2 separate regions of the Homo sapiens genome follow, and region 2 is linked to region 1. The links are chromatin loops, found by intact Hi-C in ENCODE. Cell type or tissue: heart left ventricle. All regions are shown on one strand. Each heading gives the region's core, and the rest is flanking DNA. Links, peaks and the distances in the headings are about the cores only. Region 1 has its middle 480 kb from the start of MIR4432. Region 2 has its middle 280 kb from the start of MIR4432.

Region 1 (8,919 bases), core at 2,434-7,433:
TCTCTTGCCTCAACCTCCCAAGTAGCTGGGACTACAGGCGCCCGCCACCACACCCGGCTAATTTTTTGTATTTTAGTAGAGACGGGGTTTCACCATGTTAGCCAGGATGGTCTCGATCTCCTGACCTCGTGATCTGCCTGCCTCGGCCTCTCAAAAGTGCTGGGATTACAGGCGGGAGCCACTGCTCCCAGCCGGAATTCTTTAAGTGATTTACTAAGGTTATGTTTTCAACAGATTGTTAGATCAGTCTGATCATCTCTGTTCAAAAAGAAGAAAAGAAAAGCTCATTCAAATAGTCGACTGAGTTTTAATCGCAATAGTCTTTACTCAGATATTGCCCTCTGGGAGATGTCTTCACTGACCATCTTACTTAAGGTTGCATAACCTTCCACTCTGCACATACTTTCTGTCTTCTTTTCTGGGCTTTATTTGTCTTCAAAGTACATACCCATTTGGCCTACTACAGATCTTAACTATTTGCTTGTTGCCTTTCCCTCCAACCCCCAACTGCCCACCACACATATGATGTCAACTCTCTGAAGGCAGAAGTTTCTGTCTGTTTTAGTCACTGAATCTCCAGGGCCTAGAATGGCATAGGATATATAGTAGTCAATCAATCAATACTTATTTAATAAGTACATGGAGTGAATGGATTTGATTTATCAAGCTGTTTTTCTTAATGTGTAACATAAATTTAGATGTGAGTAATTAGCCAAAATTATTCTTTTTTGCCCTCTATCTCTTCTTGTCGTAACCACTTTGGTCACTTTCTTTTCCACATGTTGCTCCTTTAACAATCTATGTGACACCAAAATGTGGGGCAAGACACAAAAAATTTATCATTTAAGTTATTCCACCTCACGTCGACCAAGAAACTGGTTGTATCAGGAAAATTTCCACCTTCCAACTGGTTGTTCCAACTCTTGGAGGACATCACTTCTGTTTTCTGCACTGTAATTTAGCCTTCGTGGCTTGCTCGCCTGGGAGTCTGATCACAGGACACTTGACACATTCCCCAAAGTAAAAGACCTTAGGTGGGTAGCATCAGGCTGCCATACTGGAGTGTTGAAGCCTGAGGCCTGAAAGTGCTGAATTCTGCAAAGCTTGCCGTCTGTTGACCCTCTGTGACACAAACACAATTTATATTATACATAGCTATTGATCATCAATAGGCACTAAAAACCTAGTCACCATGTGTGTCTTATCCATCTTTTGTTTCTGGCGGGGAGAGAAGAAGTGGGAGAATGAAGAAAGGCATGATGTGCTGAATAATGCTTGAATCAGTGTAACTGAGTATACTTTGGCTTTTTGCTCTAGGCTTTTTTTTTTTTTTTTTTTTTCCCTGCATGAAGCATCTACCCTTCTTTACTTTCCTTCCCTCTTTGGCTTTCTTTTGGCTGAAGAAACATGCCTTACACCTGCTGGTATGTTTTTATGAGATGTTTGGGATTTTCTAGGGCCTTCCCCAGAGGTGACTATGTTTCGGTGGTGAGTGAATAATGCAAAACAGTCTACAGACTGTATGCACTGAGTAATCACTGGGAATTCTTCAAAACGATCTCAGGTTGGTAAAATTTTCCACAGAAAATAATAATAACAGTAACAATAGCAGCAACAGCAATAATAAACAAGATATGCCCTGTATGCTTCCACCCAATTATTAGCTAATAATGCATAATTATGAATAATTCCACTCTTTAAATGCAGATTTTAAATAGCAATAACCATTTATTTTATGTTTTCACGTTATTTTCCTGCACGTCCTTTATGTCAATTATGTGTTTTCAGGCACATCTGATTGTGCTGTGCTGTGGTTGCGATGGTTTGGTAATTGTACATTAAAAAAAAAAACAACAACACGTGTTTAGTATAAAAATTAATTACGTTAAGCATTCCTACTAATTTTGCCAGGCAAAAAAAAATGGCATCCCACAAATTTTCAGCATAAAGCGGGTGGCCAGCCTACTTAGGAGCTTTATGATCTGTGGCTGGGTTTTGTGAGTGAGCTCTGTCAAGGCAGTTTTCTCCAAACTGGAGACGGAATGCAGTGGACGGCAGTCTGCCCCTGCTCAGTTCCCTGTGTTCCCTTAAAATTTGTCTCTGGCCTCCATCTAATCAACCACTTCCCAATTATGATTATAATAACAGCGCTGAAAATATCATTTTGAAATATCGCTGCAATCCAAATTGACAGAGCTCCTGCCAGCAAGCTGGACGGTCAAGGATGTAGCTTCCTTCCTTTGGTTTGGTCCTATTTATAAGGGGTTGATCCCTGGTAATAATGAAGAAAAGCATTAGATATGCTATAGAAATCTATCCAGAAAATCCATGGGAGCAGGAAGGGCGCTTGGGGAGGGGAAGAAAGGAGGGGAAAAACCAGGAGGAATTGGATGAAAAAAAAAAATTCTGCTCAATATTGCAATCTTTCGGGAATATTTTCTTATGATGCATTAAAAATATCTGATTCTTAAAACAATTTTCTGCTCCTGTAACTCAAAATAGCGTTCAGTAAGGGGGAGGGGAAATGTAGCAATTAGTTGGCTTTTTTCCTGAGGTTTTATTACTTTGATTTTTTGATTTAATCAGCCACGAATACAACTACCAGCAGACGGTGACTTTTCCCTGAAATGTGCTTCCTGCCCAGAACAGTGGCTTGTGATTGTAGGTTAATGTTAATGAAACATGAAAAGGCAGACCCTTTTTAGGAAATTTGTTATTAACAAATAAAGGCTTGGTAACATTTAGAATCACACCAGGAATCACACCATCGGAAATATGGCTGGAGCAGATCCTAGAGCCAGCCTGCCATGCTCAGTGACAAATTTGTTTACATCTTTTAAAAGTTCTGACTCGGTACAGACAAGGTGACTTCCTACTTTTCTCATTCATGTTCAATTCACAAACATAAAGAGACTCTGAGCCATTAGGGAAGCTTTCATTTTGGCTGGGGAAGGATGAAATGATAGTGATAGTGGCTTTCATAGCAGAAAATAATTGTATAGTTTTCTTATTATTATTTTTGGCAAGGCACGCACGTTTCGGCTTTCCGATGTATTACATCATTACATTGTATAATGCATCATAATGATAGAGTGAATAGAGATGAAGAAACGCCAGCGTCCGCTGCAAGTTTAAAGAGAGAGACATTGCATGTATTTTCATCTGGGGAGGCTGCTGTTCAGCGAAGTGTTCTCTGAGATGAAACAAAGCTGCCTTCCCACTTGGCATTCACATTAATTGTGGGCTTGCCAACCGGCCAGTTTCATTGGTGTATAAATTAGTAGGGAATAATTCCACCTGTCTGAAAAACCAGAATATCTGAGGAATGCTTCCTGAGATGGTGACTTATTTGTTTTTCTGTGGTTTGCACTCAGCTCTTAGAAAACCTCCAGGATCTGCTAAACACAAAAAAAATCTGTGTTCTGCCCTGGCATACCTGTGTGAGAGGTAATGGCTATCATTACAACAAATAGAAGTTTTATTATTTTCAACAGCGTATTTTTGAGATGTATTAAAATAAATCATTTTCAAATCCTCATTATTGTAAAATGAAAGTCCACTGAGGTCCCCTGAGAGAAAATTTAAACTTATGGATTTCTATTAATAACAATAATAGGAAATATTAGTTGAGAGTCAACGATGGTCTAGGAGCTGCCATTTGGGATGTATCAGTGGGGTGCTAAGATAGGTGACTGCGAAGGAAAAAAATATTTAGTTCATTTTTTGTTATATTTATTTGTTATTGCAGTGTGGGATAAATGCTTTCTCAGTGACTAAAATTTTTTTTAAATAATCCAAATTTAGCCAAACGTAGTTGACACTGCCTTCTAAAATGTCCTGTATTTCTTAGTTCTAGGACAGGCAATTACAAGGACTATAAATATGGGGTCCAGGGCTTTCAATGCCCTTTTAACCTTTTACAATTAAAATTAACTGAATCTTAAACATTCAGTTTTTCATTCCATAATTGTGAGCTGGTTGTGTGCTTTGTATTGTGTTGGCACCAGGGATATAAATGTGAAAAAGCAGACCTGGACTCTCTCTCCTTGCAGCTTACAGTCTAGAGGTGGATACTTCATTACACCAAAACAACAAAAACAAAAACCGAATCACACCAAACCTTGACACTTCTTGCCATACGGGGGTTTTCACATTTGCATCAATACTATTCTAATAGTCACTTTTTGTTGGACCAATCAGCCTTGAACTTACTGAGAAGGGCCACATTGATCTTAATATTTGTTGTGTAGCTTTAAGCCTTGGCAGAAAAGAAAAGAAAAGAAAAGAAAAAAACAAACAAAAAACAACAGCAACATTAAACCAGTTAGTTGGAGACAAAATGCATGGCTGTTTCCACTGTCACTTATTTATTTGGGCATTTATTTTGGCCCAAAGATACCCAGATTTTCTGTCTTTTAGATAATGAAGTACTTTGGGTTTTCTCCACTCATGCAGTACAAGGTTTACATAACCAAATACAATGGAGATGTATTTAGTTATTGAGACAAATTGGATTCCTTAGTTAGTTACCTAGCTAGTTAGTTAGCTAGCTAGCCAGCTAGTCTGTCATTTTGAGTGTTTGACTGTATGTGTCTGTATCTGCACACATTATAGCTGCCAAGCACTTTATCATTTATAAAAAACAGTTTTAAAATGCAGTACCTTGTTTGCATAGTGGCTAAAATCATGGGCCTTGGAGTCATATCAATAAATATGCTTGGATTCAAATAGTGGCTCCACCATATATTTACCAAGTGACCTTAAATTCTGTAAGCCTCAGTGTCCTCCTTGTAAAATAAGGGTAATAGCCATTTCACAGGTTTGCAATGGGAGTAGATGAGGTATTCCATTAAAATAGCTTATAGGAAACAATGAATGGTAGCTAATATTTTTGTTGTTGTTTTATAAAATAATTTCTAACCCTTATTAGAATTTAATGAAGCAGGCTACTAATGATCTCATTAGGTCCTCCTATTTATTTTTATCTCTACATGACTGTAAAGGCAGACTCCCTTTCCTAGAATTCCTACTTTTCTTTTCTCCAATTAAGTATTTTCTACCCATTTCTTAGAGCTCAATTAAATACTTCTTTCCTGACTTTAGTGCTAAGTTAGATACATTGTTCCATAACAAGTATTTATTATGCCAGTGCTGTTTTAAGTGTTGGAAATACAGTGATATTAAGAAGAGACTATAGTCCCTGTCACCATGCAGCTTACATTGTATCAGAGGAGGCAAACTTTCCACAAATATTGCTAAGATAAGTTTTTACTTCAGGTTGGGGGACACGCTTAGAAAGTGAAATACAGGGTATTAGGAAAGCATATTCCTAGGGACTGCTATGGTCCAGGGTTGGAAAGATTTCCTTGAGGAGGCAGTGTTGAGTTGAGACCTAAAAGATAATGAGGATTAACCCAAGGGAAGAAGGCAGGGCAGGGTGGGCAGAGAATCTAACATGTTCTCCACCTATGCAAAACCCTGAGGAGCATGCAACCTGCTTTCTAGGAGCCTCTGGTTTAGGGGGACACCTTTCCTGACCACTCTTGTGAAGAGCAAGTTGCCTTTTCTTTGCCTTCCAGGAATGCTCACTGTCAGAACTATTTATTTGGCTTCTTTCCAAATATACCTTGTTCATCCATCCATTCATTTATTCAACAAACATTGATAGAACATCTAGAGAAATCTCAAGTAAAGAAAACTTATGTGTTCTACATGCCATTTATATAACCATTTTTTTTTTCTTTTTTTGAGACAGAGTCTCACTCTATTACCCAGGCTGGAGTGCAGTGGTGCAATCTCGGTTCACTGCAACTGCTGCCTCCTGGGTTCAAGTGATTCTCCTGCCTTAGCCTCTCGAGGAGCTGGGACTACAGGTGTGCTCCACCTCACCCAGCTGATTTTTTTTTTTTTTTAGTAGAGAGCAGGTTTCACCATGTTGGCCAGGCTGGTCTCGAACTCCTGACCTCAGGTGATCCACCCGTCCTGGCCTCCCAAAGTGCTGGGATTACAAGCATGAGCCACTGTGCCCAGCAATATCCAAATATTTTTAAGGTATATTTTTATAACTCTAGATCTGGTGGTGTTTACTACATTACAGCCCTGATAGCAGGAGACATGTCTTTCATCATTGCTGCCCCTTTCGGTGACTCACACATACTTGGCACTCAATAGATATCAGTGACCCCCAGTGACCCCTGTGCTGATCTCTCACATGGCCATTATCTGCTGCACTTTTAAAAAATCCCTGGCAACATCCTGCAATGTTGAATGTTTCTAGCCTAACAAAAAACATAATTAGGAAGGTAAATCTGCTGAAGCTGAAACAAATCATTTAATTCATTCCACAAGCCAAATGGAAAATGATTTTGAGATTATCCACCGTATTGGGTTATCTGCTCTACTGCTCTGTACCATTAGCTCAGGCAGTTGGGAATTGCTTGCAATTCACAAAGAAGCAGATTGTGTTTGGTTTGCGTTGGCTGTGTACCCTCTTCTGAAGTGGCTGCAAGTCCTCTCCAATTCAGCGAAGGCAGCCAGTCAGGGTGGCCACTAAGCCAAGTCTCTTTCTCTCATGTTGGTGCTTCTGTGTGGTGTGCAGCACATGTGTACATGTGTGTGCCTGCCTTCTTCTACCTAGTCCCCCATCAGCTGAAGGTGGTACCTGGTAGATACTTACTCATTTAACGTTTGGGGTGAAACAGGGCTTCTTATTAACTTTTCACCTTTCTTAGAGGTAAAAGTGACTTGATACTGCCCTATCTAAGGTCATGTTCCTTTCATAAGAGGTAAATAATGCCTTTGTTTTTCAGAGATTTTGGTGAGGCTTCCCAGCCATTCAGAAGCTCCCTTGCCCACAGGAGAGGTTGGGGTGCTGAGCATTTTAGCAGTTGCATTTACTCAGCTGCTTTCATGGATTTCAAACATCTGCTCTAAGACCTCTTTCAGCTTCCCTGGCTTTTCAAAGACCATATGTCTAATATGACATATGAATAGGGTAATCCCATCATGAGACACTTCTCTCAAGGTTTGGGGAAACCTACCCTTAGACCACTGTACCTTAATTCAATGATCACATTGAAAGGGAACAACTGATAAAAGCCTTGTTTGTGAAAGGTGCAGTTCTAAGGTAACTGGGGCCCAAAATGGCAGATTTAAAGAGGGTTCAGATTTCTATTTGCAAAACCTGGGAATGAGTCCTTTAGAGTTACAGCAAAGAAGATGGGAAACATATTGATAGATGAGTAGATAGGAAGAGAGATGATTATTAGGTACATAAGAAATTGCTTTTCCTTTATGCACTTGCTTCCAATATAGCTAAAAATTAGTCTTAAAGAATTTTCTTTACCACATTTTGTCCATGAGTCTGAGGCTGCTTTCTGTCCTTTAGAGTCTGAGGCCTCTTTCTGTCCTTTCAAGTGGTGTCACTGGTGATTTGCAGGCCTGGCTGCACCTGAGAGGCCAGTATGGGCTATTCTGGCGAGGCTCCTGTTAGACCAAGAGAGGCAGACCCAGGCTTGGCAGGTGCCACGCTTTATTAGGAAGGCTAATCATGTGGTTGGCTGCATGTTCTCAAAATGTAGGAAGGCTGAAGTCTTCAGGAGAAACAACTCAATAAAAAGAAAACACCTGACTCAAAGCAGGTTATTTAAATTGTGTGGGCAATTTGCTAATATCACAGTACAAATGACGCTTTTCTTATGCTAACCCAGATAGAATAAAAGACAACTTAGAGAGTCTCATTAAAAGCACCATAACTTTTATATCAAAAATATTGCTGCAATCTAAATGCAGGATGATTCCATCTACATTAGCATACTTTTATAAAAGCATGAGAAAAGCCTCGAACCTATAAATCTAGCATGATGATAGGGTGGCATCCCATAATGTAAACTATCACCTAGACTTTTTGCTCAGGGAGAAATCTCAAGCAATTCTTTTAAGTGTTCTTTAATAATCTCTAATAGCACTGAAGAATACTATCTACATGAACTGTGATAGCAATTCCCCTCCATGCATCTTTTCTCCATCCCTATGCCGCTACTTAAAAGTTGGCTAAAAAGGTAAGGGCATGTGGTAACAGCCAGTAAGAAGCCAGGACTCTCAGTCATACAGCCACAAGGAACTGAATTCTGCCAACGACCAGGTGAACTTTAAAAGAGGACCCCAATCTCACACCCTCACTGACCCCGTGATTGCAGCTCCATGAAACCCTAAGTAGAGAACCGAGCTAATGTGCTCAGACCCCTGACCTGCAGAAACTGTAAAATAATTAATGTATACTATTTTAAGGCACTTAATCTGTGGTAATTTGTTAGACAGCAACAAAAACTAAGGCAACTGTACTCTTTATAAAATATTCCATCATAAAACTTTTAAATGGAAAAGTCCCTGGGCACTGCCATAGGATTCAAAGTACCTGTATAAAGTTGCAGCTTACACACAATTTCTGACCTATAATCATGACAGCATCAAGCAAGGTGTGACTGTACTTCTGTTGCCACCTGATTGCCTCTACCTCCAAGGAAGTCCTTCGATGGTGGAACTGTCTTGTGTCTATCCCATAGCATCACCGCTCTTCCTGACCCCCTTTTCAGTTGTCTTAGCACAGAGACATTTGATCCAAGTAGGAATTATTAGCCCTGAGGGGCCTAGGAGGAGGGGTAGAAAATAACAATCCCCTTTCCCTACTAACAGCCCTAACCCTCCCAGAATTTCAACTAAAGCTGCACATTGAGAATCTACAAGGTTATCCAGGCAGACTTTCATGCTGGCCCTTTCCTGTTTCGCCCGAGGGAGAATCTGGCCAACTATATATTCATTGCTATTTTCCCCATTATTTATTACCTAGACAGAATAGCATGATTAATTATTGATCACAGACCAGTAACTGATTAAAGTGTGGTTCTGATCAGCAGTCAA
Region 2 (8,919 bases), core at 2,070-7,069, 210 kb before region 1:
TGTTACATTTTAAATAATATTTGTTTAGATTTATCCACATATTTACTACTCTATGGAATGATGCTAAAGCATCATTAAATATTTAGTGTTTAAAATATTTAGTTGTAAACATTTGTAATATTTAGTTGTTAACATTTGTAATATTTAGTTTTAAACATTCGTAATAAAATGAATGATTTAAGCATCCAACTTAACAATGTATACTAATATTAGAATGATTCCAAAGGAAACAGAAAGAAGGAAATAATGTGAATAGGACATATAGTTATATTATACACTTTAACTTAATACCCACAAATTCAAAGTCAGCATGATATGTGATTTTCACCAGGCAATGTATAATCATATATATTGTACACATATATGTTATATAAGGGATTTGTCATAGGGAATTGGCTTTAATCAATTGTAGGACCTTATTAGGTAGGCTCTGTAAGCCTGTTGTCTTCGTGTTTGTTGTTGGAGCTTGAAGTCCCCAAGTGGTCAGAAAGGAAAGATGAATGCAAAGTGAGGGAGATGAAGAGCAAGCTCGGCCCCACAAGTACAAGCTGGAAACTTGTGAAGTTGGACTGAAACTCGTATCAGTTCTTGGTGCCTCTGACCTTGGCAGCATGAGTGTTCTGCAGAACATGATGCCCTTTGTCATGAAGCTAAACATACACGTCTGGTCCACCATTCAGAGAAGCTGAAGGAGAATCCAAGGGAAAGTAGGGCAGTTGCAGGTCCCAAGCTGCTTCACACCAATGAAGTGAGTCAGCAGATCAGCAACAGTGTGCTTCAATTACAAGGGGACTGTGCTGTCCTCCAAAATTTCCTGAAACTTTCTTTGTTACCCACCCTACCTGGGAACATACAAGAAAGGGAATTCTACAGAATTTGAAAAATGTAGTTTATCCTAGTCAAATTGACATGTTACATTGCCATCAGAAAACATTCCTTCTTGCATCACAAACCTTTAATCTAATAATCTAAGATTATTTTTCTTTAGCTTGAAACATATCTTGTAGGATCTCCTTTGGTAGACATTCATTGGTAGCAATTCTTGGCTTGTGTTTGTTTGAAAATTCTTTCCTGACATTAGAAAGATATCTTAACAGGGCATTCAATTCTAGATAAACATGACAGATATTTTCATCAACAATTTGAAGATACTTACCCCACTGCTTCAGGATGCTATTGCTACTGCCGGGTGCTCAGCTGTTAGTCTAGTTGTCATTCCTCTGAAATAATGTTATTGCTTCCTCTGGCTGCTTTTAAAATCTACTTCTTGTCTTTGGTATACAATATTATCACAATCATGTATCTAGGTGTGTATTTCTTTTTATTTTTTTGAGCTCAGGATGTATTCTACATTTTGAATCTGATTTATTAGTGTTGGTAAGTTTTTGTTTCCATTATCATTCTTATTTTTACATACTGTCTCTACTTCATCATCTTTTTATTGTCATTCCAGACTTTCAATTGGTTATATGTCAGGGCTATATAAGAGTTTTCCATTTTTGTTTTTTTTTTTTAAAATTAGTTTAATTGCATTGTGCTTAGAGGCTGTGACCATTGAAATTCTTTGAAATTTGCTAAGATTTGCTTTATGACTGAGGTTGTGGATTTGAAGAGGTCTGAAAGTGAAGTTGTTTTCAAATCTTGTCTTATTTAATGATTTAAGTATTTTTGTACAGAATTATACTTTATAAAAATTGAAGGCAGTGACCATATGCCTTCAATTTTTATGTCTATTACACCTAACACATGTCAAGAATGCATACTTATATGTATGGCAAACTATGATTCTAGTCCCAGCTCAGCTACCTACTAGCGGATGCTCTTGTGGATGTCTTGCTGGGTTGTTATTGGGCTCTTCTGGGAAGTCTAGGTACCAGTTTGCTCCAGCATGAAAAATAACTTGAAAATTTCTTGGAAAATAACTTATTTTCCTTGGAATCTAGCTTTCCTGTTGTAGGATATTTCTACCTGTGTGCAAACTGGGATTCCTAGCATACTGGTAATATAAGTGAATTTAACTTATAAGGAGCCTCAAAAATTTTGTATGAATTTTCCCTGGTGCTGAGTATGTATTTATTTCATTGTTAATTATTTTCCCAGAATCTGGAATGCACAACGAATAATTTTCAAAGTACTGTTTAAAGTCTGTTTTGTCAGCATCTTAGTCTATCGCAAAACCTTTTTTTGTTGTGGCTCTTCTTTTATTTCTTGTTTTCAGTTTTTTCAACAATCTTCTCTTTTTGTTAAAGACTTACAGTGCAAAATCTTAAATAAAAGAATGAATGGCTAAATGAATCCCTATGAGTGAATAAATATGATGCTTTGGCCAGTTGGGCCCAGTCACAATTGACACTCCATGTGGTGGAGACCGAAGGACTAGAATCACCATTCCAAAGGATTAAAGTTTAACTCTTACCTTTACAATAGGATAGTGATATTCTTGGGACACAAGAGGGCCAGACTCAGAAGGCAGCTGGTTTGATAACATTCCAGAGACCACCTATGGCTTCTGTGTGCCCCCGGTGGGGGGTAAGAGGCCACCAGTACCCTGGACACCCTTTCTTGTTTCAGAGCAGCATGGAAATGTTCTTGGCCTGCTGTCTAGAGGTCATCCTTCCAAACCTGCTAGAGCATCTTCAGCTGAGTTGCCCAATCCTGTTCATCTTGGAAACTACAAAAATGATGGGTGGAGAGAGATGAGCTGGGATACTTGGCTATAAAAGTGTTGGCCAGAGAGTTGATAGCTCCTGTAAAGTCTTCATGCAGTACCAGGCACACAATGAGGTCTTATTTAAAATCAGTTATCACCAACATTGCCACTGGCATTGCAATTCTGATAGAATCCTGTTTGTGCATTTATGCTAACCACTCCCCTTCCTCTACCTCAGGTGATGTGTATCCACATTGGCTACATATGGGGCATTACTTGTTTTGTTAAAAACACTTAGATTAACTCTCTTTCTCCTATTGCTGTCTCCCTCTCCTTTCTCTTTTTAATAAAATATGAGCTAGGTATAGAATCAGGTTTATGGGAGGGGACCTCATAATTTGAATATCCCCCCATATTCAAATAAAAAGTTATTTGAATACATTGAAGAATTCACAGCAGCTTAGCCAGGATGTACCCGTTTCCTCCCATAACTCACACGATTATGCTAATTCAGAAGAAATGTGTTGATGCACTATTAAAAAGCATGATCTGTTTTCAGCTTGTGGGTAAAGAGGAGAGCAGCAGCCTTTAGTGGCCGTGTCAGTTTTGCCCGTATTATTATGTGCAGATGTGCCAGCTGCCAGTAGGCATTTTCTCTCTGATAGCGCTAACCACTTAACCGTGGGTCAGCGAGGTGCAGCTCTCAGCCAATGGATCTAATTGCAATCCTTCTATGTTCCCTGTGATTGCAGGTTTCTCCAGCTCTATAAACAAATAGTAATCAACTAAACCTGTTACCTCTGAGTAGAGATGTCACGATATGAAATATTAACTGTTCAAAATACAGTAATGATGGTAAAACTGTATTTGTTTCTTGAAAATAAAGAAAAAAATTTAAAAAAGAATGAAAAATCAGAAGCCCAAGAATTGGAATTCTAAAGGGCCCTCTGGCTCTTTTCCCTCGACATAATGAAAAATTGCATATGTATATGGCATGTTTTATGTGGTCAGATACAGCGTAAATATTGTGTACATCTTTTGCTGGAGTAACAATGCATTAGCAGCATCACAAATAAGCTCTGCCTCAGCATCTACATTTTTATGACATTTTTATGTTAATGCAAGTCAAACTTATGTTTTGTGATGTATCTAATCCACCCCAAATTAATCCATTTGTATTCCTATAATCCAATCAGCTCTAGCCTCCCCTGCTGAAAAGTTAGATATAAAGTCCAAGGCAGAAATATGGCAGTATGTCTGGGCCCAGGGAGGCTTTGGTTTTAGGGGATAATTTTCTCTTTTGGCACATGGAGGCAGTGTGGGTTTAGATGGGTGGCTCTGGATAGGGTCAGTGGTGGAACAGGGGTGGAGGAGTTATCCTATGGCTTGAAGTTACCAGTGTTAATAATACAATGCCTTCGTACACTTTATTATCTAATCTTATTTTTGATGTCATTTAATAACTTTCTCATCCATTCCAACTGATAGTCTTTGCCATGTTTCCTAATCTCTGTACCAGGATTCTATCAAGTACTTAATGTATGCTAGGTATTGTGCTAAGCATTTGTTGAGTATCTGCAGGGTACAATGTATGTGCAACATTTACTGAGTATTAACTGTGTAGAATGTGTATGCCAGAGCTGGAGACCAGCTTTCACCTAGAAGTTCTATTTTGCCCATATCAGCCCACTAAAGATGGAATAACCACCAGAACTTGTTCAGAAGTTTTGGATCATGGTGCAATGCCCTTTCTTGATTTTTTCTGAGACTGAGCTGGAGATGAATGAATACCTCCAGAAAAGTGACACGGAGCTATTTAGTGTAGTAGAAGAAACACTAGACTAAGGAATCTTGAGTCTAGATAGAAAAGCATATTGATGAACAGCCCACACTTTTCAAATTAAAGAAGACATAAATAAATGGAAAGACACCCTACATTTATGGATTGGAAGACTTAATATTGTTAAGATGTCAATACTACTCAAAGTGATCTACAGATTTAATGCAATCCCTTTAAAAATTCCAATGTTTTTTTTTGCAGAAATAGAAAAACTCATTCTAAAATTCATAATCCACATAGAATTTTAAGGGACCCCAAATAGTCAAAATAATCCCGAAAAAGAAAAAAGCTAGAGGATTCACACTTCTGGATTTCAAAACTTTCCATAAAGCTAATCAAAACAGTGTGGTACTGGCATAAAGACAGCCAGATAAACAAAAGGAATAGAGTATGGGGTCCATAAATAAACCCTTATATATATATGTGATCAAATGATTTTGACAAGCATCAAGACCTTCAGTGGGGGAAAAGACAGTCTTTTCAACAAACGGTGCAGAGAAAACTGGATATCTACATGCGAAAGAATAAAGTTGGACTCTTATCTAACACCATACACAATCATTAACTCAAAATCGATCCATGACCCAAATGTAAGACCTAAAACTACAGAACCCTTAGCAGAAGACATAGAGCAAAATCCCCATGACAGTGAATTTTGCAGTAACTTATTGGATATGACACCAGAGGCACAGGCAACAAAAGAAAAAATAGACAAATTGAACTTCATTATATAACATTGTGCATCCAAAGACACTATCATCAGATATCAGCTCTGGTATGAAAAAAACCACTATCAATGCAGTAAAGTGGCAAACCCACAAAATAGGAGAAAATATTTGCAAATCATGTATCTGATAGGTACTAACACCACGCTATGCAGACAACTTCTAAAACTCAACATCAAAAACCCAAACAATCCAATTCAAAACTGGGCAAAGGACTTGAATAGATATTTCTCTAAAGAAGGTGTGTGAATGGCTGATTAAACACATGAAAAGATGCTCAGCATCACTAATCATTAGGGAAATGCAAATCAAAACACAATGTGATACCTTATACTCACTCACTAGGATGGCGACTATCAAACACACACAGAGAAAACAAAAAGTGTTCATGAAGATGTGAAGAAATGAGAACACTTGTGCACCATTGGTGGGAATGTAAAATGGTACAGATGCTGTGGAGAATAGTATGGTTCCGCAAAAAATTAAAAATAGATTTACCATATGATCCAGCAATTCCACTTCCAAGTATATATCCAAAAGAATTGAAAGCAGGGTCTCTAAGAGATATTTGCACAACCGTGTTTATAGCAGCATTATTTATGATAGCCAAATGTGGCAGCAATGCAAGTGTCCATGGACAGATGAATGGATATAAGCAAAATGTGGTTTATGCATACAATGAAATATTATTCAGCCTTAAAAAGGGAGGTTACTTTGATCAATACTACAACAGAAGTGAACCTTTAGGACATTATGCTAAGTGAAATAAGTCAGTGACAAAAAGACACATACTATATGATTCTACTTCTAAGAGGTAGCTAGAGTAGTCAAAATTATAGAGACAGAAAGTAGTGTGGTGGTTGCTAGGGGCTGGGGAAAAGGAAAACGGGGAGTTATTGTTTAACCGATAGTGGTGATAGTCGTACAACAATATGAATGTAATTTATGTCACTGAATTGTACACATACAAATGGTTAAGATAGTAAATTTTATGTTATATGATTTTACCACTATAAAAAAATTGGAAAAATGTCTGTGCTTTTAATAGAAATGCTATACAATCAATATGCTGTTGTAGGGTTCAAATTCTCACCCTACCACTTCACTTACCAACTCAGGAAAATGATTTCACTTCTCTGGGACTTGGTTTTCTTATCTATTAAATGAAGATAACATAACTCATTCAGTTGTTGAGAAATATTGAGTGAAGGTATGTAAAATAATATCTGGCACATAGGAGAAACTTAATCTGTGTTAGCTACTGGCATTGTTATTTATAGAGTTTTTGAAGTTTAGAACAGTGAGAGTCCTTTAGGCCAAGCTTTTAAAATCTAACAGATGAAGAGAACTGTAGGACTGAGGCCCAGAAGAGCTAAATGGCTTAGTCATAGTCACACAGCTACATGGGATGAAGCCAGTATAAGAACCTTGGTTTCCAGATTCCCAGGACGGTGCCTTTCTAGTGCATCTGACTGCCTTTTTATTTTTATTTTTTTGCAGAGAACAAATATAGGGGTTAATATAAAAAGACTGTATCTTTGTGACTGCCCTAAAGCATGTAGCTCAGGACAGGTGATCACTGACCACCTCTTAGCTTCAATGATCTTGAGATGAAGGTGCAGTGTGTTCCCTGGCAGCCTTTGGTGATGGACGTCAGGACCAAAGCCAGCTGGCTTGAGCTCCTCCCTCCATCTGTATCCTGAATAGGCCCTTCCCCTGAGCACTTTTCCCAACTGCCCCAATCTCTGCTGATGTTTAGATGAATCAGCTGACAATTACCTGGGGGATGTCTGGAGGAGTCCAGGAGCTTCCAGGAAACAAAGGATAGAACTCCCATCTTAACTTTGCTCAGAGCTGGGTTTGCACAACTCCAAACATCTTGCCAGAGTTTGATCAATCAAGTTCTGGTGGGCAGCAAAAGGAAAGAGGCCTCAATTTAGACTGGAACCAAAGACTGAGGATTTTTTTTCTTTTGTTCCATGATTTCGGCTCTCTGTAGAAATGGCCTCCACTTCTGTGTGATTCTTTGTCTCTCCACTGCTTTAACCCTCTTGATTCATCTCATGTCTTTGCCCGTGAGGTTATAAGGTTGCTTTGACCGGGTCAGGAAATTGTAGGACAGAGGCTCCTGCCAACTGAGACCGCAGGATAGGACTTTCTTCCTTGAGCTCTCTGGCATGATGCAGGATTGGAATCTTCTGTCAATTTGCATGTAGCTTTAGTGGGTCCATGTGGTTTATATTCAGGGGAACATTGTCAGTTATTTATATGAGAGGAGAGAAAATGGTGGTGGTGGCAGTGGTGGTGGTGGCAGCAGTGATGTGTGTGTGTGTGTGCACGTGTGTGTTTGCGTGTGTGCAAAGGTGGGGGTGGGCTTGAAGGGATGGAATTGGCTTGAAAATCTGCAGTGGGCTCTTTTCTCCTTTAACACTGATGCTGGGTAATTAGCAAAATGTGCACAGGGTTTTATCCATATTCATGCGCCCTTTCTCACAAGCATAAACAATCCAGTCTCTATTATTTCCTTGCGTGTGCAGCTCCCCCCTCCCTGCCACCTGCAGAGCCCTGTTCTGCTCTGTTCACATCATTCGGGCTCTGGTTGGGGGTGGGGTAGCCTGGGCGTGGGCGTGGGTGGAGGACTCCACAGAGAGCAGAGGGAGCAGGTCTTCTCCAACGCAGCATCTGTGCCAGGCTGGAAACTTTAACAAAGCGCATTCACAGCTATGATTACACACAATCTTTAAGAGAACCCTATGGAGTAGGTAGGGTTGCATAATTATTGCTGTGTGAAAAAATAGAAAGTGAGGCAAAAAGATGGGGCTATTCATTGGTTTGCTCTTCCAGATCCATTTCCCCTTGCTGCTTTGCCTGGCTCTCTGCTCTTGTAGGCTGACCTCAAGGGACCCCTTCATCCCTTGTAGATTTTATGTGAGATTAGACGGCACTAGGAGGCAGAGGTTGAGGTTTTATTACCACCTGTCTGGTGGTGGCAGTACCTGTGTTCCCATAGATGGCCACATTGCTATTGGTGGCTGCTTTTCCACACCTACACCTTCCACTATTTTTCAGCAACCTTTTTGAATCATCTTGCCCCATTCAGATCTACAGCTGTTAAAGACTTAGTGTGGATGCTAGCCCCTTTGCCATTTCTTACTGGTTCCCTGAATTCTCCCCACATATCTATAAAAAGTTCTTTCCTGCATTCTTCTCTATTAAACTCTTTGAGTAAGCAGCTGATGCCTGCTGGGACCTCAAATGGCAAGATGAGTGGCTTGCCAGTTACCACACAGCTAAGTAGGGAAAGCCCAGAATTCCTCCTTGTTCATCTGGATTGTTTTTGTTAGGTCACGATGTCTCATCACTGCATCACTGGTGTCTTCTTCATTCCTTCTCAGCAGGCTGTGAAACCACCAGCAAATAAGAGATTTGGATCCTGTCCCATCTTTCCCACTCTTTATGAATATTGGATTTCATGGTCTGACTTCTTTGTAGAAGCAGGAACCCAAGCGTGGGCATAGACAGTGTGAATGGTATGAGAGAAATTCAGGTTTTTTTTTTTTTTTTTTTTAAACCTGTCTGTTCTGTCATCTGAGGAAGTACCACATTTATGAGTGCAATGCAAGGAGATGTGGGTGGAGTCGTACAGTCAGAAGTAGCAGATGATGATCATGTCCATTCACTTTCAATTCTAATCTCTCCGTGCA

What was found. Hi-C counts contacts between places; a loop is a spot of excess contacts. Peaks named below come from ENCODE experiments on the same cell type or tissue, not always from the same donor. Only the 100,000 strongest peaks of a DNase experiment are listed, where the experiment ranks them.
Region 2: it touches region 1 in a loop (7-fold over the local background); 4 of 110 quality-filtered maps call a loop at or near these places.

Annotation. Positions count from the first base shown.
Region 1 is chr2:59,898,481-59,907,399 of GRCh38, reverse strand. No RefSeq gene overlaps it. Among named protein-coding and RNA genes, the nearest start is that of MIR4432, 480 kb to the left of the region's middle. In heart left ventricle, for the core only: no CTCF peak of the experiment used is centred there; no DNase peak of the experiment used is centred there; H3K27ac peaks cover 1,180 bases.
Region 2 is chr2:60,104,993-60,113,911 of GRCh38, reverse strand. No RefSeq gene overlaps it. Among named protein-coding and RNA genes, the nearest start is that of MIR4432, 280 kb to the left of the region's middle. In heart left ventricle, for the core only: a CTCF peak has its summit at 3,944; a DNase peak (open chromatin) is centred at 6,881.